Regions from separate parts of the Mus musculus genome. Here all the other regions are linked to region 5. A link is a loop called in an ENCODE intact Hi-C map of the cell type or tissue named here. Cell type or tissue: gastrocnemius. All regions are shown on one strand.

Region 1 (5,000 bases), 310 kb after region 5:
AGTTTACAGGTCCCTTCTAGGGGGTCTCCCTGTGTCCAAGTCAGAGAGGAGGGGGACTGGCTCTCTGCCTGAGGTGTCTCCAGCTAAGCATAGGCAGGTGTGGGTTCAAAAGAAGGTTCCAACGGGAACGTTTCGTGTCACTTGCTGGCGGAATCTAAGAAGAACTAGAAATTTCTACCAACCCTCACCCCCACCCCCAGATCCGGGCCGCTGTTGGGTCTGCACCTGCCGTACTGGCAGGGCTCGGTGTCTGGTGGCCTCAGCTCTGAGGCTGCGGTGACACCTACTGGGCACCTTTGGCCTTGCATGCCCAGCAGGCCAGCCCGCAGGCTGTTAAAATTTCCTCCCTCGTGACAGACAACCCACCTTGATGCCTAGGTAAAACCGAGCAACCGGGCCCTGGAAAAGCATAGCTACCCTTGTGGCGAATCCAAACGCCAAGCAAGTGACAGGGAGCCAAGTGGATCTCCACAGACTGGAGAAGAGTCCCCTGAGAGTTCATGACTCCATGCGTCCTCCAGATCCGTGGCGCCACTGTGTGGCCTAGGTCCCTGGGGACTCAAAGCTGCTAGACTGGGAGAACACATTTAGAGTCCTCTACTCCTAAGGGAAAAGGGCAGAGGTCCTTCCAAGTTTTCCAAGTCCCATGAGTGCTGTCGAATCTTCTGTCACCTGCTCCCCACCGGGTGGCTTCCTTTCCCTAACTTCGAACTTCGTTCCCCTCCACAGCGCTGCAAGGACCGTCTGAACTCACTGGCCATCTCTGTCATGAACCAGTGGCCTGGTGTGAAACTGCGGGTGACCGAAGGCTGGGATGAAGATGGCCATCACTCAGAGGAGTCTTTACACTATGAGGGCCGCGCGGTGGATATCACCACCTCAGACCGTGACCGAAATAAGTATGGACTGCTGGCGCGCTTAGCAGTGGAGGCCGGCTTCGACTGGGTGTATTACGAGTCCAAGGCCCACGTGCATTGCTCTGTCAAGTCTGGTGAGCCGCTGCTGCCGGGGGGCTGGGCCCGGGGCCGGGGCCGCAGGGAGTGGGCAGGCAGCGCAAAGCCCGCTAGGGCCAAGGAGAAGATGGCCTCCGGGGGATGGAGGCGGGGACCCGAGGGAAGAGGATTTCCGAGGCGGCGGCGGCGGCGGCGGCGGCAGCGCTCCCTGCAGCTGCTTTGGACTGCTTGCTCCTCCCATGTCCGGTAGTGTCCCGGCAGGAGCCTAGAGAGACAGGGCCTATTTCCCGAACCACTGAGTGCTGACCTGGTGGTCCACAGCCCAGAGACTGCCACAGGAAGTGCAAGACAGAACAAGTTGAAGAGATGAAGGAAGCCAGGTTGGCAGGCACCACTGTCCCCGATCCAGGCCCATGCAGAACAAGGCATGATGGGGCTAGGGGCCAGAGTGTGTCTAGACATCAGAGTGCCCGACCAGAAGCCTAGAGTTTCAGAATCTACCACGCAAATGCAGGTCAGGCCTCCCAGAGGGGCGCAGGCGTCCCCAATCTCCTCCCCAGAGCCCCAAAGCTGGACATTTTGGAGGTAAATGGACTCAATAAAGTGGATTTTTCCCAGATTGGCCGCCTTGTTGATCAGAACTGGCAGGCACTGGAGCCTTGCCCCTCATCCCCAGTCTCACCAGTGTCCCTGTCACTTACACTTAACCCACTCACAAATGCTTCACATGGTTCTGTGGGTCCCACTCGACTGCACACCCCCTCTACATAGGACTATATAGTAGTTGCACTCAAAGACTGGCACACTAGACTTTTTTGGGGGGGTATTTTTGATTCCCCCGGGTTTCACAAGGGTGATCCTACCTACTACCCCCACCCACAACCTGACCCTTCCAACTGTGTGTACCTAAAATCATACCCACTTCATCTATAAACACCGGTCCAAAGGTCAGCTCGCCAAGTGGCCCATCCTGTTCATTACTCCTGACTCCAAACGCTGACCTCCATTCCACCATCTGACGCCACTATGTCCGCCCCCGCCCCCCCCCCCCCCCGCATAAGGGACCAACATATGAACTGAAAATGATGGGCTTTGTCCTTGTCGTTGCCCCACCCCCTGAGCACTCGATCTGGGGATGCTTCAGGAGCCTGTTTTTTCCACGGGTCAGCTCTGTCACAGTCCTTAGAATGCCACTCTGGGAGGGCCATTTCTTGGAGGTATTTGATCAAGTGGTAGAACAGACCCTAGCAAAGCTAAGCCAGCTTCTCTATTTCCACAAGGCTCTCTTGGGTTCAGGTCACAGTAGCAGCTTTGCTGACCTCCAGCCTCTGGAATTCACGACAGAATCTAGTGGGGACATCATCTGGTGCTCCAGCCCCTGTGTGTTCCTCTCAGTGGCTAGGGTTTGGGCTAGAGAGAAGAAGGGCAGAGGATCAAGCTATGGGTTGGTGGTGGGTTATCAAAGAGTGGGGTATAGTGATGGGGGGTATCTGAAAGCAAGAGAAGCTCTCCTGGGTTAGGGTACTAGGGGCGGGACACTGTGTCTGAGAGTAAGCATCCAGCAGTAACACCTTCATGTCCCTTCTACCTACAGAGCATTCGGCCGCTGCCAAGACAGGTGGCTGCTTTCCTGCCGGAGCCCAGGTGCGCCTAGAGAACGGGGAGCGTGTGGCCCTGTCAGCTGTAAAGCCAGGAGACCGGGTGCTGGCCATGGGGGAGGATGGGACCCCCACCTTCAGTGATGTGCTTATTTTCCTGGACCGCGAGCCAAACCGGCTGAGAGCTTTCCAGGTCATCGAGACTCAGGATCCTCCGCGTCGGCTGGCGCTCACGCCTGCCCACCTGCTCTTCATTGCGGACAATCATACAGAACCAGCAGCCCACTTCCGGGCCACATTTGCCAGCCATGTGCAACCAGGCCAATATGTGCTGGTATCAGGGGTACCAGGCCTCCAGCCTGCTCGGGTGGCAGCTGTCTCCACCCACGTGGCCCTTGGGTCCTATGCTCCTCTCACAAGGCATGGGACACTTGTGGTGGAGGATGTGGTGGCCTCCTGCTTTGCAGCTGTGGCTGACCACCATCTGGCTCAGTTGGCCTTCTGGCCCCTGCGACTGTTTCCCAGTTTGGCATGGGGCAGCTGGACCCCAAGTGAGGGTGTTCACTGGTACCCTCAGATGCTCTACCGCCTGGGGCGTCTCTTGCTAGAAGAGAGCACCTTCCATCCACTGGGCATGTCTGGGGCAGGAAGCTGAAGGGACTCTAACCACTGCCCTCCTGGAACTGCTGTGCTGGATCCAAAGGCCTCCTCACCAGGAAGGCTCTGGCCCTGGAAGGCACCTGGCCTGAGGTTGTCTCCGTCCTCTGTGCCAGAGTGGAGACACCATTGAGACTTGACCAGGTTTGCTGGGCCCCGAACCTTCATCTTGGTGTAGAGCTGTGAACTGAGCTGACAAGCGTGTGGTAGGCTCTCTTTTCCTAGAGACCGTAAGACCCAGCTAGCTCTGGCTGCGATTCTTCACACGCATTCCATCTGTCTTTGGACTGCTTACTCCAATGTTTCTCGGGGCCTGGGATTGTGACTTTACTGTTGGCAACTGATCACAGTATGAAGAGAGGCTGCCCGTAGATGGGCTTGCACCTCAGTCGATGCTGCTAGATTCCCTTGAAGCCAGCAGGGAGCTGGCTGGACTCATTGCCTCCCAGAACTGAAAGACCACAGCCAGCCTGGACATCCCGAAACATGACCTTCCCTGCAGGCCACACTCCTCCAGCCTCCTGAGCCTTTGCTGTCAATGGGCGGAGTCTCTGATCCGGGCAATGTGACCCTACTACCTGGGACTGGGGAAGGGGCCTTGCCACCCCTGCCCAGGCTAAGCTCCTTCCCCTGCTAAACCACACCCCCACCTCCTCCTCCTCCAGTCTGTCTCCTTCACCCTATTTATTTGCATGGAGGGGGAAATCCATGGGAGAATTTTGGGAATGTTTTGGTCTTTCTTTTGTAATAAAAATTATTTAAGTTGTTAGAACCCTGGAATCCAACCTACTGAGCAGTTCCAATATACAGGTCACTACAGTCATGAGACAAATGTCCCTACAGGCCCTTCCTCACCTGGCAGATGAGACTGGGGTGGTGCTATCGCATAATTCTCTCAGCATGGCTGTGTGAGAGACAGAGCAGAGGTCCATCGTCACTGCACACACCCAGAGCCATGGTACTGTGTCCCAGTGAGAGTTGTCTCTCCTGTTTCCCCTGAGCCTTCTCAGGGCCTGGGTTCTAGACTCTTTTCTATTGGTAATGAACTAAAGTATGAAAAAGAAAAGATTCTATGGAATTCATGTCTCTCAGTGGCTCCTTCTGACTTCTTGAGTATGTCAGTGGTCCTGGTCCATAATCTAGTAACTGTCAGCCATCAGAATTCCCTGGGAAGCTTGTTCACAGGCTTCTGACTTCATAGTTCTAAAGGGAAGCCCAGTAATTAATTTTTATAAATATCCCAAACATGGCGAATGGTCCGTGGGTGCCAGTTGGCTTTTTGTCACCAGAAAACAAACAAACAAACAAAACAAAACAAAACAAAAAAAGCAAAACTTGAGAAAAACAAGAGAAACAATTTCTCTCGTCTTAGGGTCTTTGAGGTTCCATTCTGTGGCCTGACAGCCCCACTGATCCCCTCATGACATCTGGGAAACAGAGAGCAGAAGATCCTAGGGTCAAGATCTACCCTTCAGAAGCATGCCTCTGGCCACCTACTTCTTACAGTTGGGTCCCACCTTCTCACAGCCTGTTCAGTTATAAGCTCATTGAAGATGTTAGTGCTACTATCTGGGACAAGGCTTTCATGGGAGAGGGGACATTTCCTATCCAAAGCACACCAGTGTTGCTATGTTTAGAGAAGACCCAGTTTGTTGCCAAGACAGAATAGCATCCTTCATTTTCAGTTCCTCCAACCTAAGGCACATTTTCCTGCACAACTGAGCAGTAGGCAATGATGTCCAGGGAAAAGCAGGGAGATCAGAAAAACAATACAAATCAATGTTCCTTAGCC
Region 2 (5,000 bases), 61 kb after region 5:
GAAAGGGATTATATCCAAACCACAGTGAACCTACAGTACCCAGGACTATACTGAATACCTGATAATACAGAAGAAAAAGATGGCATGACCTTGCCTTCCAAGAATTTACACTCTGGCAATCATGAAATAAACGATACAGTGACTATTCCGTACAATAAATACACTTGGAAAGACACGTGTAAACGTTAATATTACAGTTGAGTTATCAACGTGGGCTGTTTAGGGAAATCTTGTAGAAAACAAATGGCACTAGGTTCAGTCTTCTTTCTGATGTAGGGTCTTTATGATCTCCTACATCCTAAGCATGTCCTGTACCACTGAACTGCATCCGGCCCGCAGCTCCTTTTTCAGTCTATTGAGTGCTACCCAACACATCTGAGGAACCTTCTAACAAGGGTAAATTATCAAAACTGAGCCATCAATCAGGAAAATAATTCCTGAATCCATGTCTTCCAAATCCTCAGATACACAGTTAAGGCTAACTCTAGAAGTACTTCTATCCCTTTACATCAAACTTAACTGAAGCTGGACGTGGTGATGCAGCTCGGCAGAGGCAGACAGATGTCTTATGAGTTAGAGGTCAGCCTGGTCTACATAGTGAGTTCCAGGCCAACCAAGGCTACGCAGTAAGACCCTATCTCAAAAACAAAACAAAACACAACATCCCCACTGATATGGTTAATGGGCAACCCCTTGCTCTTAAAAGTGAACTTGTGGGTGTACATAGCGGTCTCTCTGAGTTTAAGCAAGCACACACCCAGGAAAACAAGTCCAGGAATGGTCTTTATCACATCTTGATACCTAACCAAAACCTAGGAAAGGTGTACATCACAGTGTCTGAAAGGTCCCTTTAGCCCCCTTCCTAGTAAGCCCTAAAATACTTCTGCCGCACTGGGGATGGAATCCAGACCTGTACACTGTACAGTCTAGGTTTTTCTTAAAGTCCCACGTCTCCTTCTTGCCTCAGATTCCTAAGTGCTAGGGTTACAGGTGGGTATTAACAACTCCCAGATTAAATTTATTTTTAACCATATAAAACCAGTTCCTAAATGGATGTTCACATCTTATAACTCCCAGTTGCAGTGGACAACCTAAAAAAGTGCAAGAAAACACAGCCGAAGACAAACTAGTGTAGAAAATCAGTAAATTATTCTATATTTAGCAAAAGGGAATATATCTGACTGGAGTCTACTTCGATTTGAAATAGACCTAGGAAAGGTGTTTTAAAAGCAGTGGTATTAATGTAACGAGATATAAACAATAGCTAGAAACCTTTATGGTGACAATTTATGGGCCAGCCCTGTATAAACAACCCAAGGCTGAAATATATTGAGGAAAGAAAAAGCCGACCAACATAAAGTCAGTGTGGATTCCTAAATTGGGAAATCACGATGTAAGTCTTCCGTGTTAATAGACTTCACGGAACCCTGTGACGTTCCTCATAGGTCCACCCCAAAGCAACCCGGATACCTGGACAGGAAGTACGCGGCGCCCAGGCCAGAGCCTCCCCAGGAGCTTGGCTCACCAGGCTCAGGCCCCGAATGAGTGGAGCTTCCCCGTTGAGGGACAACAGGGAAACGGAGGCAGGGGCTGAGGCTGCACTTGGAGCTGGCGACGTGGCTGAAGAAGAAACGGAGGGCAGAAACAACTCTCCAGAACGAGATCCTACTGCCGCATCGCCAGCCGGTTTGGCCATCCCCACGCAGAAATGCCCTTCAGCCTTTACCCGCTCCCACAAATCAGTTCTGCGGTAAATACGTGAGGATCTTCAGGAGTGAAATGGAGAGCACCAAGACCCAATTCGAGTCCAGGAGTTACCAGTCAGAGTCTACCCAACGGAACTACTAGCACCGACACCAAGCCTCGTCACTCGACCCTCCCTCAGAAGCCTCCCCTAATGTCCCGAGAGCCGAGCCACACGCAAGACCACGTTCGAAAACTGGATTTCTGCAACACCACAACAATTCGGCGGCTACGGAGAGGCGAAGGGGACACACTGCCGCGCCCGTAGCCCAGCCCCTCATCACGTAGAGCACACTATTGGTCTTCTGCTCTCCAAGACCCGCCTTCAGCCTTCCGTCCTGCCCCCTGGGCTAAGAATTGGCCACCATGTCTCCACCCACTTTTTTCATTGGCCAGACTGGCTGCGGGTGACAGTGAATGACAGACGGAGGGCCTAGAGCTCCGGGTCTGGCAGAGCCCAGCAGAACAGACCCGGCTTCTGGAATCCCCTGGATCCCGGTTCCTGCGGTGACACGCGAGGCTGGTAACTGGAATCTCCAGACCCAGGCCCAAGCTGGCCAGGGATGCCCACTGAGCCCCAAGTGAGCTTGTAATGCGTAACGGGGGCAGGGGAGCGGCGGGCGGGCCGGGGGCGCGCAGCTAGAATGTTTTGATAGAGGGCGCGCGCGGCCAGGGGAGCGCGCGTGCGCCGGGGCCGCGCGCCGGGTTGTCCGCTGTTGGGAGCCTAGCCCCCGGCCTGGGGCCGGGCGACCCTGGGGCGCCCTGTGCTCAGGTCTAGGTGGCTGGGATTGGGGAGGCATCCCAGCCCACCAGGGATTTCAGCTGTAGATCTGGCTCGACCCCTCCACCATCCACAGACACCCCTGGGCACAGGCCCTTCCTGGGGAGATCCATGGGCCCTGGGTCTACACTGACCAGGTGAGTGTGTTTCCAGAGGCACACACCTCTTATTATTAACCAAGGGACTCCCTCTGGGACCAGGTCGGACCAAGATCCACCATCCCCAGAGTCTTTACTGATTGGGAGTATACCATACCACCTTGACCCCACCTGGCACTAGGCACCCAGGGAACCCACTTATTCAAGCGGGATCCGGAGTCTACATGGACTGGAAAATTCTGATCCAAAAGCCATGCCTGCCTACGTCTCTGATGCTAGGGAAGCAGAAGGGATTGTCCAGAAAAATCTTGAGAAGACTCCCATTCGGGGTTTTCTGGACCCCGAAAAGCATGTCTGATTTCTAAAGTTGAGGTAGACCAGAGGTAAAACAGTCCCAAAGGGCTGTTTGGATTCGGACCTGTACTGACTCACTCTGCACTGGGTCAGAGAGTTTAGTTACTCCCTGGTATCCTCAAAGTAGATGAATGGTTCTACATAGAACAACAGGGGACATCTGACACAACTGGCAAAGTGTCTCTTCCCCATCTCTCTGCCCTCCTTAGTGGGGGCTTGGACCGGTGGGAGGGTTGGATTTTTTTCTGTCCCAACTCTCCATTCTTTGAAGCCTGACACCTTTTCCTCCAGCAGCTGTCCAACCAGGGCACCCAGGACTGACGTGTAGCAGAAACTGTCCATGGAGCTGGTAGGACCATGTGCTTATCTTAAACCTTTGTTTACAAAAACATGCTTTCAAACTGTTAGTCTCTAGAGAGACCAGGGTTTCCAGGAGGGGCAGGGGAGGAAACTTTCTCTTCATTGGACAGAAAATGAAACAACTCACCCCATACCAGAGGGGCAGATTCTGGCATAGTAGCTAAGCCAGCAAAAGGTTCTGGGATTCAGGACCAGGGTGAAGGCCCCCTTAAGTCCCAAGCTTAGCTGTGCTTCTTGGGCTATATTATCCCTGTACTGCTTCTGAGTCAAGGATGCTAGTGGGAAAAAACAAATCCCTTTCTCATTCCCTCTGGCCTGGTGGGCAGGACAGCAAGGAGACAGTGCCTGGATCTGATCCGGGTTCTCTTCACTGGCAGGTTAACAAGGTGGACAGGGGGCTGTGGTGATGGCACAGTTTGACACTGAATACCAGCGCCTAGAGGCCTCCTATAGCGATTCGCCCCCCGGGGAAGAGGACCTGTTGGTGCATGTGGCCGAGGGGAGCAAATGTGAGTTTTGGGACATGACAGCTAGAGCAGGGGCATGGGCGGAAGTTGCTGGAGGAACCCTGAGTGAGCAGGGCAAGCGGAGGGGGGAGGCTGGGGGGGGAGAATAGCCACTTCAGGGAGCTGACATCTCTGCTCCTGTGTCCACAGCACCTTGGCACCACATTGAAAACCTTGACCTCTTCTTCTCTCGAATATCCTTTGTGTCTCTGCTTTGGAGCTCTTCCACCTTTTAGCCTGTCTCTGAGCGAGGGAGGTCTCTGATGGGAAACAGGGATGCGTTCCACTCCGGTCCATGGAAAGGGAAATGAAACTCATATTGAAATAACGATTGCTAAAAGTAGTGATACCTCATATTAGCTGAGAGCTCTATGTACTTGTGTTACTTTATGAAGAGCTTTTCTAAGGGTGTAAGTTGTTAATGGTAATAATGCCTTTCGACTCTGTCATTTCAGTGCTGAATACTTTGAATGCATGCTCCTAGACCCAATAACCCTAAGAGGTAGCAATGGCTATTATCAGTTTGCCACTGTGGGCAAAGCTTAGGGAAGTGACCTGTTAAAGATCACACTCCGGAGAGTTCTAGAGCCAGGACTTCAGCTTGGGAGTGTGAGGACATCAAAGTCTGTATTCTTAGGTGTCTTTTGCTTACCGGCCACTTTTTCTTAACACTTACACGTTTATAATCTCCACCAGAAGAATGGCTTCACATGTATGCTCATTGGAGAGATGTTTGAACTCATGTAAGTATACGAAGGGATTCATGCTGTGGTAAAAGAATCCTTCTGGTCTTTCTTTTTGCACCTGCCAAGGCAACACAATCCTAGGCCCTAAACTCTGCAGACCTTTATGTCTCAGGCCCAGGTATAACATTTAAACCTATAGCCTTGCCTCTTGTAAGAACTACCTAGGTCTTATCTCTTTTGGTTTTTTGAGACAGGGTTTCTCTGTGTAGCCCTGGCTGTCCTGGAACTCACTCTGTACACCAGGCTGGCCTTGAACTCAGAGATCCACCTTCCTCTGCCTGGGATTGAGTGCTGGGATTAAAGGTGTATACCACCACGCCCAGCGCCCTATCTCTTTCATAACAAGAGTTTACAACTTAGTCATTTCACCAAGACTATAGGAAGATAGATATATATGGTTCAGTCAGGAGGT
Region 3 (5,000 bases), 220 kb before region 5:
TATGCGCTCCCAAGTATACGAACCCATGTGTAAGTATCCAGACATACACATGAGCACACGCTCATGCGTGTAGATGCGTGTACATGTGGTACGCATGCATCTCTGCCTCCTGGAAGTTCGGGAGCTCAGAAGAGTGGCACCAAAGACTGGCTGGAGGTGCCCACCTGGCATGTGCACCATCCGGCAGTGGCAGCGCTGAAGCACGGCCTCCTTCTCACAGCGCAGTCGGCAGGCAGACACACTATAGGCTGAGTAGCCCTGAAGCTCAGGCTCCCTGAGCTCGCTTTCCGCCCGGCAGTTGCCCCAAGGCTGGGGCAGATAAGTTAGCTGCAGAGATGGGGCATGACAAGGTCAAGGCCAAGCGTGTCCATCAGGGCCAGTCCTCCAGTGTCAATAGCCCCAGCCAGGGCCATGGGGCTGGCAGACTGAGTATCTGCCAGGCAGATGTGGCCAGCATCCCTTTAAGCAGTGAGTTGCCCTGTGCCCAGCCTAGGCCTAGCTGGGGATGCTCACCCGCTGTTCCTGGCAGGACACAAAAGTCTGGAAGCCTGGGGACACGCCAAACCCCAGCTGGTGGATGTAGGGCGGCTCCTCCTGGCTGTGGATCTGCACCCGGATCCCTGCCTCGAATGACGTCTCGTCTGCACAGCAGAGATGAGAGGCTTCAGACCCCCCTTCAGGGGTAGAGCCGAGCCCAGGCCCCATCCCTGAGCTGGCCCTTATCCCCTTCCCGCCTGCATACTTGTCTCCCTCCATATGGGTAGGTATTCCTCCTGCTGGATGTCTAGCATGATCTCCAGGCCACTACCCATGCCGCCTGCCCTACTGGGCAGTGAACTCTGAGGATCTGCATTAAAGGTGTAACACTTCCCATAGCGAGTATAGACCTGGAGGGAGAAAGAACACAGCAGACACAGAACTCTTAATATTTTTTTGGCAGGTTTTTACTGTGTAGTTGAGATTGGATCTGCTCCTCCCCAGGGCCTTGCAGTAACCCAGAAATTCCCCTGCCCAAGATTTGCTACACTGTGTAGCTACAAGAACTCCCTGTGTAGCCGGCCTTGAATTCCCAATCCTCCTGCTTTAACCACCCAAGAGCTGGGAGTACAGAGATTCACCACCACACCAGGCTCAGAACTCTTGCTATCCTATCAATCCTGCTCTCCCTTTCCTGAGTAAAGGGTCCTCCTATTGCTACTTAGGGTCTTTTGAGTAAGGATCCTTAAAGTCTGCATCTCCCCCACTCCCAAAACAATTCTAAAATGGTCTACCTCCTCGGGCTCCCTTCATCCATTCCTTTCCTCTGTTTTCCACACAGCAGTCAAAACACTCAAACCAACCAAGTCCCCTGCCAGATTCTAGTCTCTGTAGTGCACACATCATGTTGTAAAACTCAAGTATACACAATAAAGCTTATTTTATTCTTTGTGCATGTGTGCGTGTTTACATGCGGGGGAGGCCAGAGATTAATGCCCAGTATCTCCCTCAATCATTCTCTCCGTTACTTTTGGAGACAGAACCTTCCACTGAACATGGAGATCATCCGTTTGGCTAGGCTGGCTGGCCAGTGAGCTCTAAGGATGCTCTCATCTCTGCCTCCCTAGCACTGGGATCTCTCTCTCTCTCTCTCTCTCTCTCTCTCTCTCTCTCTCTCTCTCTCTCCCCAGTGCACAGATTTTTACATGGATGTTGGAAAGCAGAGTCCTATTTCTTACACAGCAAGTCCTTCATCAACAGAGCCATCCTTCCAGCCCCAACAAAAGTTATTTTTAAGTGAAACTAAACAGTGACAGCTTCTCGTTTCCTAGAGAATAAAGTCAGACACTTTCCTTAGCGTTAAAGTCGCCCTTCAGTGTGGCCCTGGCCCTCTTCCTCCCTCCCTTTCCACTCCTGACTCTGTGACTCAAACATCCAATCCTTGTGTTCACCTCTGGCCTTAGTTGTTGCTCCGTCTCTGGGAGCGGCAGAGCCAGCTGTCCTGCTTCCCCTGTAAGCCTCAGACCTTGCTCCTCCGCTCATCTACCCATTTTACTGCCCATTGCCCACGTCCCCCACTGGAGAGCAAGCTGTACAGAAGCAGGGGGCCTGAATGTTGTTCCATGCATTTGTCCCATCGTGGGGACACCTTATAAACCTTTACTATCTAAAGCCCGGCTCATGTCTCCACGACCAGCATTCTCTCCAAAGGACACCAGATGGCGCTGGTGTCCCAAAGATGAAGGCACGGGCCCGGACTGGGGATTTTCGTGACTGCCTGGAGTCACTGAACAGCTGGAGTGGGAGAGCTACTGAGAAAGAAAGAGGCGGATTCTAGTCGTTGCTCCTCCACCCCTCCCAACTCACCCCACAGGGATGTGGCCCTGGGTCAAACCCATCACAGGCAGAGCCAGCGAGGGGTCCGTGAGCTCCAACATTATCCCCACCCCTTTTCTTGGCAACGTGTTCACACTGTAAAAGCTGGGAAAGGAACCTGAAGTGACTTGGAGGGAAAAGATCTCCTTAGACTTGGCTGCAGCGGGAAAGTGAGAGCCAGAGGCTGAGCAGAGGGTGGGACTGGGACATGGAGTTCTGAAGCAACCTAAGGGGAACACCAGGGACACTTTGAGGGTAAGGTTCTGTCCTCCCTCCTCTGGTGAGTTGGTTACTTGCAGCTTCACCAACCTTTCTTCTACACACACACACCTCCTCCCCAGTACAGCCTTTACCCAAACTGATTTCTGAAACAACAACAAAATACGCATAGCAGGCACCTTGACATTTACAAAACATGAAAACATCCACTGCTACGCTGTGTCATCCACCCGGTGCCTCTGACTTCAGGTGTGTTTGACGACCTTGGTTCCAGAGAAGGAAACTGAGCTCAGAGAGGTGAGGTGACTCTAATGAAGCCGCACAGCTTCAGAGTGGAAGGCTAAGCTCCCCGATACTCCCATCATTCATTGTTAGCATCCTTCCAACCCAAACCTACCCAGCTTCTGCCTCAGGATGGAAAAAGACGGACTGTGCCTCACACTGGAACTTCTTTCCTTGGTTCCTCTTTCCCTTCAGCTCCATTCTTCAGCCCCATCCTCCCAAGGTCATTTGTCTTTCCCTTCCTCACCAGTCCTTCACAGCTTCTGGGTTCTAGTCTCATCCCAACCCCATCTCCGCCTGTACCCTCCATCACTGCATGTCCCTGAGAGCAGGAGTGGGCATCACAGACATCTTAGAGCATGTTAGGCCGGGTGCTCAGTCTAATGGAATCATCACAACTGCCCCCAAGGGCAGTATTACTATCCTCATTCCATAGACGAGGAGACAGAAGCTCAGAGAACTGGACCAGTTTGCAGAGGTCTCCAAGATCGGTGCTCCTCAAATGCCAATTTGTACCCAGATCCCCTTTGTAACGTGCTGGTTCTGGTTTAATACATGGAAGTAGACGGACTCCTGAGAATGAAATTCTGCTTTTTTTACAAATCTGCTGATCTGTGGACTGCACAGTAAGTAGAAAGTTCTAGATGAACAAGGAAGGCATGGTGGCACAAGCCTGTAATCCCAGAAGCTCTGGACCAATGCAAGAGGACTAGAATTCATGGCCTGTCTGGGCTGCAAACTGAGTTCAAGGTTAGCTCTAGCCACTTAGTGAACCTGTCTCAGAAAGTAGAGGGTCATGGGTCTAGCTCAGAGGTGGAGGGATTGCCTATGTTGGGGAAGTCCTAGGTTCCATGTCTGGTGCTGAAACTGAGAATAACTAGAGGCCAAACCAGAGTCAAGCAAGACAGCTTGGGCCTAGTCACGGGCTCTCAAGACATGCCTGGAGAGAGAGGAACCTGAAGTACACGGGATGCAAACCTCCTGGATCTCTAGCGGTGTGGGAAAGGCAGATACAGGAAACATACAAGTGAGTGCCCAACATCCTCCTGTTTCAGGCCGAGAAGATGCTGGAATCCATTCCTGCCAACTCAGCCTGTTTGGAGTGCATGCTTGAGTTGAGAGGCTAAATGAGGCCCAAGCGACGTGAGGGAACCCCGGGTTTGTGTTGCTCACATGACTGTGTCTGCCACGGCCTCCAAAGCTTAGCCTCACTCACAAGTTTTCAACTCCCTGAAGCCTCGAGTCCTACTTCCTGCTTAGCAGAACAAGGGGCAGAGAACAGGAGAAAGGCATCATCAGACATCCTCTTTTTTGTCCCAGGTCAAATCTTTCTTTCTTCCTTCCTTTCTTTCTTTCCTTCTTTCTTTCTTTCTTTCTTTCTTTCTTTCTTTCTTTCTTTCTTTCTTTCTTTCTTTCTTTCTGTCTTTTTCTCTCTCTCTCTCTCTCTCTCCTTCTTTCTTTCTTCTTTCCTTTTAGAATTTCACACATGAGTACGTGTCTCGGGCCCTTTGAGAAGTGCCTTTGATAGATCTTCTCCTTGAACCCTTTCACACAAGCCCCATGAGGTGATCACTGTTGCCCCCTGGGACGGATGAAGTGATTGATGCTCAGAAAGGGAAAGTGGCTAAGCGTGCACAGCGAGCGAAGAGCTGCAGAGATTTGGACAGGGTGGAACGCTGTATACAGCATAATCAGGACTTACGAGATACCTGCTGCGGGCTCAGTGGATGAAAGATGGTTGGAGGCTCCTAGCCCTTGGTGGAACTGCACTGTAGATGTATGTTATGTTTCAGTGTGTGCACACAGACACATGCTATTGGGCAGTGCGAGCCCCCTACAGGGTGGAACTTAGCCCTGACTTGGGAGTTGATTACCTGGCAAATGTGCAGGTGAAGTATACTGGAGAAGGGACAATGCGTGACATAGACAGTGAGTGAAAGTAGCCCAGGTCCAAAGGACACTCTATGGAGACTGGACAGGCCAGACTGGCAGGACTGGGCCACCTGCACAGCTTGGGTCAGGCCCCACTGCTGAGAAGAGCAGGTCGTTGCCCTGGAGACAGTCTTTGGCCCAGGCAGTGATGGTGGAGCCAGCCACCGGCTCCTAAGTGGTACAATTCTGGTGGCAGCACAGCCCAGAGCTTCTTC
Region 4 (5,000 bases), 66 kb before region 5:
CAAGACAGACAAGCAGGGCATCTTTACTATAGCTTCAGACTGAGTCAGCCAACTTCATGTGAGCCAGAGCAATATGCTGAGCAGTGATTGAAAGGGAGATCAGGCTGCTGCTCGCTGAACAGAAGCAAGCAGCAAAGTTTCATTGATTTTCCTGGAATGGATTAAGGCTTAGTAATTGCCCATTGGTCATGGGAAAGATTTCAAAAGATCTTTTCCTTCTTGGGCACAAACATTCTGGTCTTGTGGCTTGCAGGCTAATGTGTAGTGACTTAACCCAGGAACCACCAAGTCACTCATTGTCACACAAATGTCCTGGCCCCTTCATTTAGTCTGAACGTCCTGATGAGGCTGAGGAAGTGCAGGTGCTTGAGCTGTTTGGAGAGGAAAAGGGCAGGGTATAAGATACTCAACACAGCCGTAATGGCGACAGGCCGCACTAATCCAGCACTATAGTCTTAGACAATTTAAAAGTGTGTGTGTGTGTGTGTGTGTGTATGTATGTGTGTATGTATGTGTGTGTGTATGTGTGTGTGTATGTGTGAGTGTGTGTGTGTGTATGTGTGTGTGTGAGTGTGCGTATGTGTGTGTGTATATGTGTGTGTATATGTGTGTGTGTGTATGTGTGTGTGTGTGTATGTATGTGTGTGTGTGTGATGGGTTTGTGTGTGTGTGTGTGTGAGTGTGGACTTGCTCATGCCAGGGCAAACATGAGGGCAGATGACAATTTTCAGAAGTCAGTTCTCTCCTTCCACCTTATAGGCTCCTACAGGGACAGGGACAATATGAAAGAAAGATGTGCCAAGACTTTTGACCCATTCAAAAATCTGAAGTACAAGTCCAAAGGATGAGTCCATGTTTTTAGCAAAAGTGACTTCAAGTTTCTGCAAAGCAACTACTATCACAGCCTGATGCCAGAGGTGACATAGCAAAGCTGGAGGGACAGTCCCTGTGCAGCTCAGTGCGCTCTAATCACTGAGCCATCTCTCCAGCCCCCAGTCTGGTATTTCATTGGCAGTATGTTTCATAGCAAGGATGGTGAGTGTGGGTGGAGTACTGACCTGCACCAGTTCATGAGAACTGACTGTGAGATTCCCAAGGATTCGGTGACCCTGTTGTTAACCGCAGCAATCCTCAAAGCATTATGGTACAATTAAGCAAATTATATTGCAGAGACAGTTAAAATTTAAAACCATCAGCTTTTCCACTATCGTACCACATTTTAAACTTTCTGCTGTACAGGTTACTTATGTCCAGTGCATCTGCCGGGCAGAAGCACACACAGTGGCTTGCTTTTCTGTACAACTCTTCCCAAATCCGTGTCTAGCTCTAGTGGCATCACGTTCATAGCTTGAAAACAGCCATATGGAATATTTACATTTCAGAACATCGAGTGTAAAGGCAAGTGTTACCCCAAGCCTTTTTCAATGCCTGACATCGCCAAGCGTTTCCGGTTTTGTTTACCTCATCAATTAAAACAGAACATCATTTTAAACTCACATTTCCTAGGTTGACATGAGACGGGCTTTCATATGTTCATGACTTGGAGTTTAATAGCATCTCTCGCTCTCATAAATACTACTTTTAAAATATGTCTGTACTTTCTGCTTAGTTAATACACAGGACCCCAAATACTTAGTTGGATTCAACGATGCAGAACCCACTCATATGGAGAACCATACCCTGTTTTAGCTATCAGTAGCTTAGAATGTAGCCCCTCCCCCACGTAACCAGACCTTAGAGAACAGATGAGAACATCCTTCCCATGGTCCACTTAGCACTCAGCTTCATACATAATGCGACTTACATAATTATTAATGAGTAATTAATTAACTGTACAAATGAGTAGGGATACAATGATATCTAAAGGATGATTAAGAAGCTACACAGATGTAGTCTGTCACCCACTGAACGGATCTTGAAACTGCCCCCTTTGAAGTGAGGGTGGCAGGACCTTTCCAGAATCTATCCCTGTTCATTTCCATCCCAAGTATAAAAGCAACAGATGCCCCCCACCCCCACCCCAGAGACCTGTGATCCCTGGAAAGACTATTTTTACACTCATGGTAGGTCGACTCTGTTTTGAACCTCAAAGCCACAAGAGTCCTGATCCATCGATGTATGGATGAGTTTTAAGATTGCTATTCAACATTCTTGACATGGAAACATAATATTGGAATTGCCCCCCTCAACTGCTTTAAGGAGTAGAAAGAGCCAGTAGGGGCGGCTCATGCCTGTATCTCCAACAATTGCAAGACTGAGGCAGGATTGCCATGGATTTGAGGCCAGCCTGGGCTACATAGTGAGCTCTGGAAAAGCCTGAACAAAACTGAAATCCTGTCTGAAAGAAAAAAAAAATCATGAGTATCAGAATCAAACCTCAGGGCCACCCAAACAGCTGTGTTGAAAAGGTCACTGACTTCTGTGTTCCTCTGAGACCTACTAAGTAGCATAACATTTAACCAAAGAGGATAGAAAAAAGCCTACGAAAGTCTCTTGCAGTTGTTCTAGGCTCTGCACACTAATTTATGGAGTCATAAGCCCAGCTGTGCCATCCATTTGTAACTAGAGACAGATTACTCTCATAATTCCGTTGTCTACAAAATGCTGACAGTAAAATTGTGAGAATTACATACGATAACGTTTATCATAACATAAACTCATGGAAGTCAGCGGCTGTGCTAACACCACCGGGGCGCTAGAGCGCGCTGCCGCCGCCGCGGTGGGCCGTCCTGCCTGAGGGTGCTCCAGGAGCGGAACGCCTCGCAGCGGCTTCGAGGCCGCTGACAAAGGAAAGGGCGGAGGGGGGGGGGTCAACGCCTGGAGGACTCGACTTGATGGAGGCGGGGCGAGAGAGGCATCAGGGGCGGGGCCTGCCAAGGAAGCCCGGACAGCGGAGACAAGGTCTGGAGAGTAGGCGTGACGGGGCGGAGCTAGTGGCGCAATGAGGGCGGGTCATGAGACGTGGCTCCTAACGGGGCAAAGCTAGTGGAACAGTGGGGCGGGGCGCGGTGTGACTGGAGCTGACTAGTCCACGTGGTTAGAACGCAGCCTGATTGGAGGAAGGCGGGTCGGTGAGGCGGGAGCGGAACCGGAACGCGTCCTGACAGGGGCGGAGCTCTCGGAGTAGTGAGGGCGGGACGCGGCCTGACTGGCACAGAGCAGTCAGCGTGTTTGGAACCAGGCCTGACGGGAGCTGAGCGAGTAGCGGGAGGGGGCGGAACCCGACCGAGGCCTGACAGGGGCGGAGCTCGCGGAGCAGCGGGGGCGGGGCGAGGCCTGGTAGAGGCGGAGTCCCGGTGCGGCCTGACGAGAGGCGGAGCCCACAGCTCGGCGAAGGCGAGGCCTGATCCGGGAGGGAGGAGCGGAGCGTCAGGGGCGGGCCGGAGTCCGGCTCCTGGAGCGGAGTGCGGTGGGGCTATGCAGGTGTGTTGCTGTTGCCGGTCCCGCCTCCACTTCGGCTCGGTGGCAGGCCGCGCGCCCTTTCGGAGCTAAGCTTAAGGCGGCGCTGACACGGGCGTACTCCGGTTTCAAAGTAAAACTGAAACCCTCCGAGGTGGCCTGACCTTCCCGGAGCCGGAAGGGCTGTCTAGTGACTGACGGGGCTAAGGGACAGGTGTAGTGGTGCTTTGATTCCGGACACGGTGGCGCGCCGGCTAGTGGCCTTTCCAGCTTTGAGGTCCTCTTGGAGGCGGGATTTCCTAGCTGGGCGGGGCGTGGATTATCTGATTAGGGGGCGGGCCTTTCCGATCCTGTACTCCAGGGACAAAACTGGGTGGAGGTCCTCTTGCCCTGGGACTGAACCTTTGAGCCGAGAGCGATCGAGCTAGGAATCCACATCTGTCGCCAGTGAAGTCCTCGGAAGCAGAGGTTGAGCCTTGGGGCTCTCATTTCTAGGGGGCTGAAAGAGGGATCCTAGACCCGGCAGCCACCTGAACTCTCCACTTCTCCCTGTAGATGGCTATGAACGGCAGGGCTCGGAAAGAGGCCATCCAGGCCACAGCCCGAGAGCTCCTGAAGTTCGTGAACCGGAGTCCCTCTCCTTTCCACGGTAGGTGACCAGGGTTAGGGAGGCTAGGAGTGGGAGTGACTTGACCAACTTCCATCGCTGAGAGAGCCCTTTTCCTACAGTCGTGGCTGAGTGCCGCAGCCGCCTCCTCCAGGCTGGCTTCCGTGAACTCAAGGAAACAGAGGGCTGGGATATCGTACCAGAAAACAAGGTACTAAGGGATAGCGTGGGGGCAGACACTATTGCAAAGGCCTGTGTCCCGGATCATAAAGCAACTCACGCCCCTGTCTTTCAACTCTCTCCCCCAGTACTTCTTAACCAGAAACTCCTCCTCCATCATTGCTTTTGCTGTGGGGGGCCAGTATGTTCCTGGCAATGGCTTCAGCCTCATTGGGGCCCACACGGACAGTCCCTGTCTCAGGGTAAGAAGTTAGGACTTGTTTGGACTGAAGGGAGGTGTGGGGGGGGGCGGTTGGGAAGAAGAGATCCTGGAGGTAGAGTTTGCAAGGCCCTATCCCAAGGTCCCGGGAAGAAGGTAGACCCGCCCCATGCTCTCATGTTCCCCACATACACTTTCAGCTGTCAACTGATGTGCTATCTGCTCTGTATAACTTACTGCCTGAGTCTCCCTTCCAGATGTTGTCTTTCAGACATTCCCTTTTTTCTCATTCTTACGCTCAGGTGAAACGCAAATCGCGCCGAAGCCAGGTGGGCTACCACCAGGTCGGTGTTGAGACCTACGGCGGTGGGATCTGGAGCACATGGTTCGACCGGGACCTGACCTTGGCTGGACGCGTCATTATCAAGGTGGTATCGAGGGGCTAGGAACTGGGGAGGCTCTCACTTCCGGCAGCCTGAAGCTTGAATGTCTTCCCATTTCTTAAGTGTACCAGTGAAGAGTCCTCGTGGGGAAGAGGGGACATGATTATTCTGGGTTTAGTAAGGGATTTTATCAGCTGGATTTGGGAGGTGCCCAGTTCTGACCTGGCCGGTT
Region 5 (5,000 bases):
ACCCCAGCCTTGATTCCTGTGCTGATCCTTCCCTAAACTATTTCCAGCCCACATAGGGCTGAAAAGAGCCTGGCTTGCACCCTTCCTGCAGGGCTGGTGAAGTCTGAACTGGAAGCGCAGACAGGGCTCCAGATTTTGCAGACAGGGGTGGGACAGGTAAGCACTAACTGTAGAATCTGTCAAAGCCCTCGTAGGTCTGACTCTGCACACAAGAGAGGAGGCAAGAACAGGAACTTAAAGGGTTGAAAGTTCACTAGGCTCACCAGCCTTCTTTCCCCATGCAGCCCGTCTCTGTGTAGTTCTCATTTTGACCAACAGATGGCGCAGTGGCGCTTTCCTGAAGGACCATTCTTAAAGCTATATCATCCTTTTCATGACATCTTTTTTTCTGTTTCTATGGAAATCCTTCTGGTGGGATCACCCAAAGTCTCTAGCTCTTGAATTGGTCCATTGTGGATTTGGAAGGAAGCTGTATGCCCTTCTGCCTGTTACCTTCATACCCCTGCCTGTCACAGCTTTGTCCCTAGAGGTGGCCTAAGTAGGAGTCAAGGCCCAGTCTCCCCGCAACCATCCCTCTGATTCTGGTTTTGTTCCCACAGAGGGAGGAAGCAGCTGAAGTCCTTCCCCGACAAGCCCATGGCATATCTCCCATGCGCTCAGTGCTGCTTACTCTAGTGGCCCTGGCAGGCGTCGCTGGGCTGCTAGTGGCTTTGGCAGTGGCCTTGTGTATGCGCCATCATTCGAGACAGCGGGATAAGGAGCGCCTGGCAGCGCTGGGGCCGGAGGGGGCCCATGGTGACACTACTTTTGAGTACCAGGTGTGAAACTATAGAAGCTCATGGAGGGAAGGACCTACAAGGGGCTCGAGTGACCCAGTCTTGTGTGGAGTAAGGATGTGGGCAGAATGAGAGGTCCTGTCTGGGTAAAGGATGGAAAGGTCCTGGAAGGGGTGTTGGGACATACTTTTTAGATGAATATGGGCTGGGAATAGTTGGCTCTGGAGATGCCTCCCAGGAATATGATTCTGGGATTCTACTTTGTGGTATCTGAGGTTGTCATATGCACCAAGGCAGAAAAGAATGAGGGCGAAAGACAGATCTTACTCATCCCGTTGATCAGAGACAAAGCCTAAGGCATTGTTTGTTTGGAGAGCTGGGAACTGAACTCCGCACATTGGGCAAGCGCTAAGCCTGCAGGACCACTAAGCTCCAGCCTGTGGCTTAGAAACCTTGTAGAGGGATTCTAAGGACCCCCACCCTCACCCAATCCTTCCTCTGCAGGACCTGTGTCGCCAGCACATGGCCACAAAGTCCCTGTTTAACCGGGCGGAGGGTCAGCCAGAGCCTTCTAGGGTGAGCAGTGTGTCCTCCCAGTTCAGCGACGCGGCCCAGGCCAGCCCCAGTTCCCACAGCAGCACACCATCTTGGTGCGAGGAGCCCGCCCAGGCCAACATGGACATCTCCACAGGACACATGATTCTGGTCAGGAAAGGGCCCAGGCCTAAAGTGGGGAGGGAACAGCATAGCAGGAGAGGCAGGACGGGCAGTGTGGCCCAGAGCCGGGCTGTGGTGCCCCCTACAGGCATACATGGAGGATCACCTTCGGAACCGGGACCGGTTGGCCAAGGAGTGGCAGGCTCTGTGCGCCTACCAAGCAGAGCCAAACACCTGTGCCGCCGCACAGGATGAGAGCAACATCAAGAAGAACCGCCATCCTGACTTCCTACCCTGTAAGCGAGTCGTGGGCCAACTTGGCCCCACACTCTGCTAGGAGCAGTTCGAGGCTGGGGGTGGGAGGTGGAGGGTGGGGAGTAGGGGATGGGGAGGAGTGGGGCTCCTGGTTCGGGCTGGGTGGCAGAGTCCTGGGGCCAGAAGGTCATTTGTGAGTTCTGTGCAGATGACCATGCCCGAATCAAGCTGAAAGTGGAGAGCAGCCCTTCTCGGAGTGATTACATCAACGCCAGCCCCATCGTGAGCAGCTCCGATTCCCACACTGATTCTGCCCATCAGCACTGCTCCTCTTTATTCCATCCCCCGTAGTCATCTCTTACTCCAGCCAAGCCCTGAAACTGTAGAGCCCATGTCCTCGAACTTAGGCATCTCAGCCTCCCCCACACCCTGGCCCACTCTTGACCAAGCCTCACTCCAAGCTGGCCCTTCTCATTCTGGCTCATGACATATCCTCTCTGCCCTTAGATCGAGCATGACCCTCGGATGCCGGCCTACATAGCCACACAGGGACCACTGTCCCACACCATCGCGGACTTCTGGCAGGTGCACGCTTGGAGAGGGGTTTTCCTGAGGCCCCTGAAGCCTGCCAGAGCCAGGGAACGTAGAGGGCCGCTTACCTGGATCTCTGTCCTTAGATGGTGTGGGAGAGTGGCTGCACTGTCATCGTTATGCTGACCCCGTTGGTGGAGGACGGTGTCAAACAGTGTGACCGCTACTGGCCGGATGAAGGATCTTCCCTCTACCACGTCTATGAGGTCAGAGTACCCAACAGTAAGGGGTAAATGGTGACATTTTAAAATATGAATGTGTATATGTATAGGTTCATGCATGCATACACACACATCATACATACATACATACATACATACATACATACATGAAAGCTTGTATATTCTGTCTAGCACCAAAAAGCATTTGTAGGGACTCTGAGCCATGCGTATGTAAGACAGGGAAAATAAATATCCAAAGACTGAAATTACCGCCTTTAACCTCCCGAAATATTTAACATTTGCACTGCTTGGGGAGCAGGAGGGTGAGGACTGGAGCGGAGCGCGTGCGCACCTGTGCTCAGACCGTGCCCGATATCTGACAGGTGAACCTGGTGTCGGAGCACATCTGGTGCGAGGACTTCCTGGTGCGGAGCTTCTACCTTAAGAACCTGCAGACCCAGGAGACGCGCACGCTCACTCAGTTCCACTTCCTCAGCTGGCCGGCAGAGGGCACTCCGGCCTCCACCCGGCCGCTGCTGGACTTCCGCAGGTGAGCAAGCTGCCAGCTGCCACCCATGAGCTCTTACTGGGGGACAAGGTCTGGCCTGGAGCCTCGCCCTTGATCTCTGTCCCTACCACCAGCCTCCCATCCCCAAACCAGTACTGACAGTTTGGCCGTCCTACCCTACCCTGGTGCCCTTTCTCACACCCGCATTCTCACTCCGCCATTTCACCATCTGGCTCCTTAGCTGGCCTGGAGCCAATGTGTGTGTGTGTGTGTGTGTGTGTGTGTGTGTGTGTGTGTGTGTGTGTGTGTGTCCCTGGAGGCGGGGGTTCCCCTCTCCTCTCCTGCAGGGGCTCCTCTCCTGCAGGGGCCCTGCTTTGCCTCCTGCCTTGCCCTTCTGGGCCTCAGCTCTGTGCTGGCTTGCTCTTTCACTCTCTCCTGTCCAGCTTCTAGCTTCCATCCTCATCTTTCTTACTGTCTTTCTGCCTCTATTTCTTATTTCTCTTTTTCTTTTTTTTTTTTTCTTTCCTTTTTCTTTCTTTCTCTCTTTTTTCTTTTTTTCTTTTTTTTTTTTTTTTTTTTTTTTTTGGTTTTACAAGACAGGGTTTCTCTATATAGTCCTGATAGCCCTGGCTGTCCAGGAACTCACTCTGTAGACCAGTCTGTCTAGGAACTCAGAAATCCACCTGCCTCTGCCTCCCAAGTGCTCTTTCTTCCCCTTCCTTTCCCTCTTCTCTGCATCTCCATCACTCTCCCCGCCCCCCCTTTCTGTCTTCATTTCTCCCTCTGCACCTCTCCCTTCTGTCTCTCCCTCTCCCCCTCAGTCTCATGGCTGCCAGCATCATTTATTTATTTTTGTGATCTCTGCTGATAGTCTCACTTCAGTTGAACAGCCACCTAAGTGGTCATTGGCAGGTGTGGCAACCCCATGGATGGAACAGGCAGGCGGGCTGGTCAAGAAGGGACTAGCCTGAGGGCTGCTCCGAGAACTGGGGCAGGAATGTAGAAAGAGACCAAGATTACCCTGCAGGGAGTTTGGAGGGGGAGGGGGAGGGTGCTGAAGCAAACACTAGCAGAGGGAGTAGCCTGCTGTAACACAACACCCAGCATCCCTTGCCATTCACACACAGGTGGCAGGGAAGCCTCTATACTGAAACCATCTGTTCCTCTGACTTGTGCCAAGTTGGCCTGGATCTCCAGTGCCAGGCAGAGGGGCAAGAGTTGAGGTGGGGACCTTGGTAGTTTCTGAACTCCAGGATGACTGATTTCTGACTATCGTGCAACCTGAGGCACATTTTGAAAGTGATGTCAGAGTATTAAATTATTTCCATGTTTCCACCCACATTTAAAAATGTCAGCAGAGATGGCACGCACCTGTAACTCCAGCTGTGCAGGAGGCTGAGGCAGGAGATCTGCAAGTTCAAGGCCAATCTGAACAGCTTAGTTAGGCCCTGTCCAATAAATAGTGAAAAGGGGCTGGGGACGTAACTCAGTGGTTGAAAACTTTCACAAGACCCTGGGTTCAGTCCTTACTACTGAATAATAAGTAATAATGTTAATATTTTTAAAGTAAAAGTTTTAAAGATTTGAGTACACTGTCGTTCTCTTCAGACACATCAGAAGAGGGTATCAGACCCCATTACAGATGGTTGTGAGCCACCATGTGGTTGCTGGGAGTTGAACTCAAAGACCTCTGGAAGAGCAGTCAGTGCTCTTAACCGCTGAGTCATTTCTTCAGCCCCTCTTCATATGTGGTGTGTGTGTGTGTGTGTGTGTGTGTGTGTGTGTGAAATTCTCCCCTCCCTTTTATTGAAACTGGATTATTTTATAATTTATCTTGACTACAGTTTCCCCTGCCTTTACTCCTCTCAATTCTTCCCCACTTAAGTAAACATTTTGGTGATAATATGGATGAAGCCTTGGCTTGACCCCAAATCTATAAAAAAGGAAAAGTACTAGCAAAGCCCCTGATAGAGTCACTGTAGGGTCACTGTCCCTTATAGAGTCACTGTAGGGTCCTTGCCCCTGGTAGAGTCACTGTAGGGTCACTGCATG

The links. Peaks named below come from ENCODE experiments on the same cell type or tissue, not always from the same donor. Only the 100,000 strongest peaks of a DNase experiment are listed, where the experiment ranks them.
Region 1: it touches region 5 in a loop (3.0-fold over the local background); 10 of 42 quality-filtered maps call a loop at or near these places.
Region 2: a loop joins it to region 5, with 8 times the contacts of the local background. A loop is called at or near these places in 10 of 42 quality-filtered maps.
Region 3: a loop joins it to region 5, with 4 times the contacts of the local background. A loop is called at or near these places in 2 of 42 quality-filtered maps.
Region 4: it touches region 5 in a loop (2.4-fold over the local background); 10 of 42 quality-filtered maps call a loop at or near these places.

Annotation. Positions count from the first base shown.
Region 1 is chr1:74,944,295-74,949,294 of GRCm38, reverse strand. It overlaps Ihh (Indian hedgehog), which reads left to right. Exons shown (of 3, transcript NM_010544.3): 2 at 730-991; 3 at 2,548-3,980. The coding sequence ends at 3,206. Among named protein-coding and RNA genes, the nearest start is that of Ihh, 4.9 kb to the left of the region's middle. In gastrocnemius, no CTCF peak of the experiment used is centred here; DNase peaks (open chromatin) are centred at 263, 808, 1,090 and 2,705; H3K4me3 peaks cover 1,197 bases.
Region 2 is chr1:75,189,148-75,194,147 of GRCm38, reverse strand. Atg9a (autophagy related 9A) reads left to right here and starts at 2,138. Exons shown (of 16, transcript NM_001288612.1): 1 at 2,138-2,324; 2 at 3,268-3,325; 3 at 3,714-3,845; 4 at 3,993-4,036; 5 at 4,521-4,585. The coding sequence starts at 3,743. Ankzf1 (ankyrin repeat and zinc finger domain containing 1) reads right to left here and starts at 1,988. Exons shown (of 13, transcript NM_026187.5): 1 at 1,471-1,988. The coding sequence starts at 1,696. In gastrocnemius, a CTCF peak has its summit at 2,380; DNase peaks (open chromatin) are centred at 1,576 and 2,096; H3K4me3 peaks cover 3,239 bases; H3K27ac peaks cover 2,728 bases.
Region 3 is chr1:75,464,998-75,469,997 of GRCm38, reverse strand. Asic4 (acid-sensing (proton-gated) ion channel family member 4) reads right to left here. Exons shown (of 10, transcript NM_183022.3): 2 at 743-887; 3 at 514-641; 4 at 165-327. Among named protein-coding and RNA genes, the nearest start is that of Gm32506, 8.0 kb to the right of the region's middle. In gastrocnemius, a CTCF peak has its summit at 2,191 (motif pointing right); a DNase peak (open chromatin) is centred at 2,222; H3K4me3 peaks cover 231 bases; H3K27ac peaks cover 927 bases.
Region 4 is chr1:75,315,758-75,320,757 of GRCm38, reverse strand. It overlaps Dnpep (aspartyl aminopeptidase), which reads left to right and starts at 3,741. Exons shown (of 15, transcript NM_016878.4): 1 at 3,741-3,867; 2 at 3,955-4,048; 3 at 4,129-4,217; 4 at 4,315-4,428; 5 at 4,688-4,813. The coding sequence starts at 3,955. In gastrocnemius, CTCF peaks have their summits at 2,689 and 3,657; DNase peaks (open chromatin) are centred at 3,168, 3,658, 4,379, 4,685 and 1 more place; H3K4me3 peaks cover 1,995 bases; H3K27ac peaks cover 2,412 bases.
Region 5 is chr1:75,249,741-75,254,740 of GRCm38, reverse strand. Ptprn (protein tyrosine phosphatase, receptor type, N) reads left to right here. Exons shown (of 23, transcript NM_008985.3): 12 at 92-156; 13 at 600-818; 14 at 1,281-1,481; 15 at 1,582-1,729; 16 at 1,897-1,970; 17 at 2,196-2,273; 18 at 2,366-2,485; 19 at 2,824-2,990. Among named protein-coding and RNA genes, the nearest start is that of Ptprn, 12 kb to the left of the region's middle. In gastrocnemius, CTCF peaks have their summits at 1,582 (motif pointing left) and 2,934 (motif pointing right); DNase peaks (open chromatin) are centred at 681, 1,482, 2,971, 4,072 and 1 more place; H3K4me3 peaks cover 592 bases; H3K27ac peaks cover 702 bases.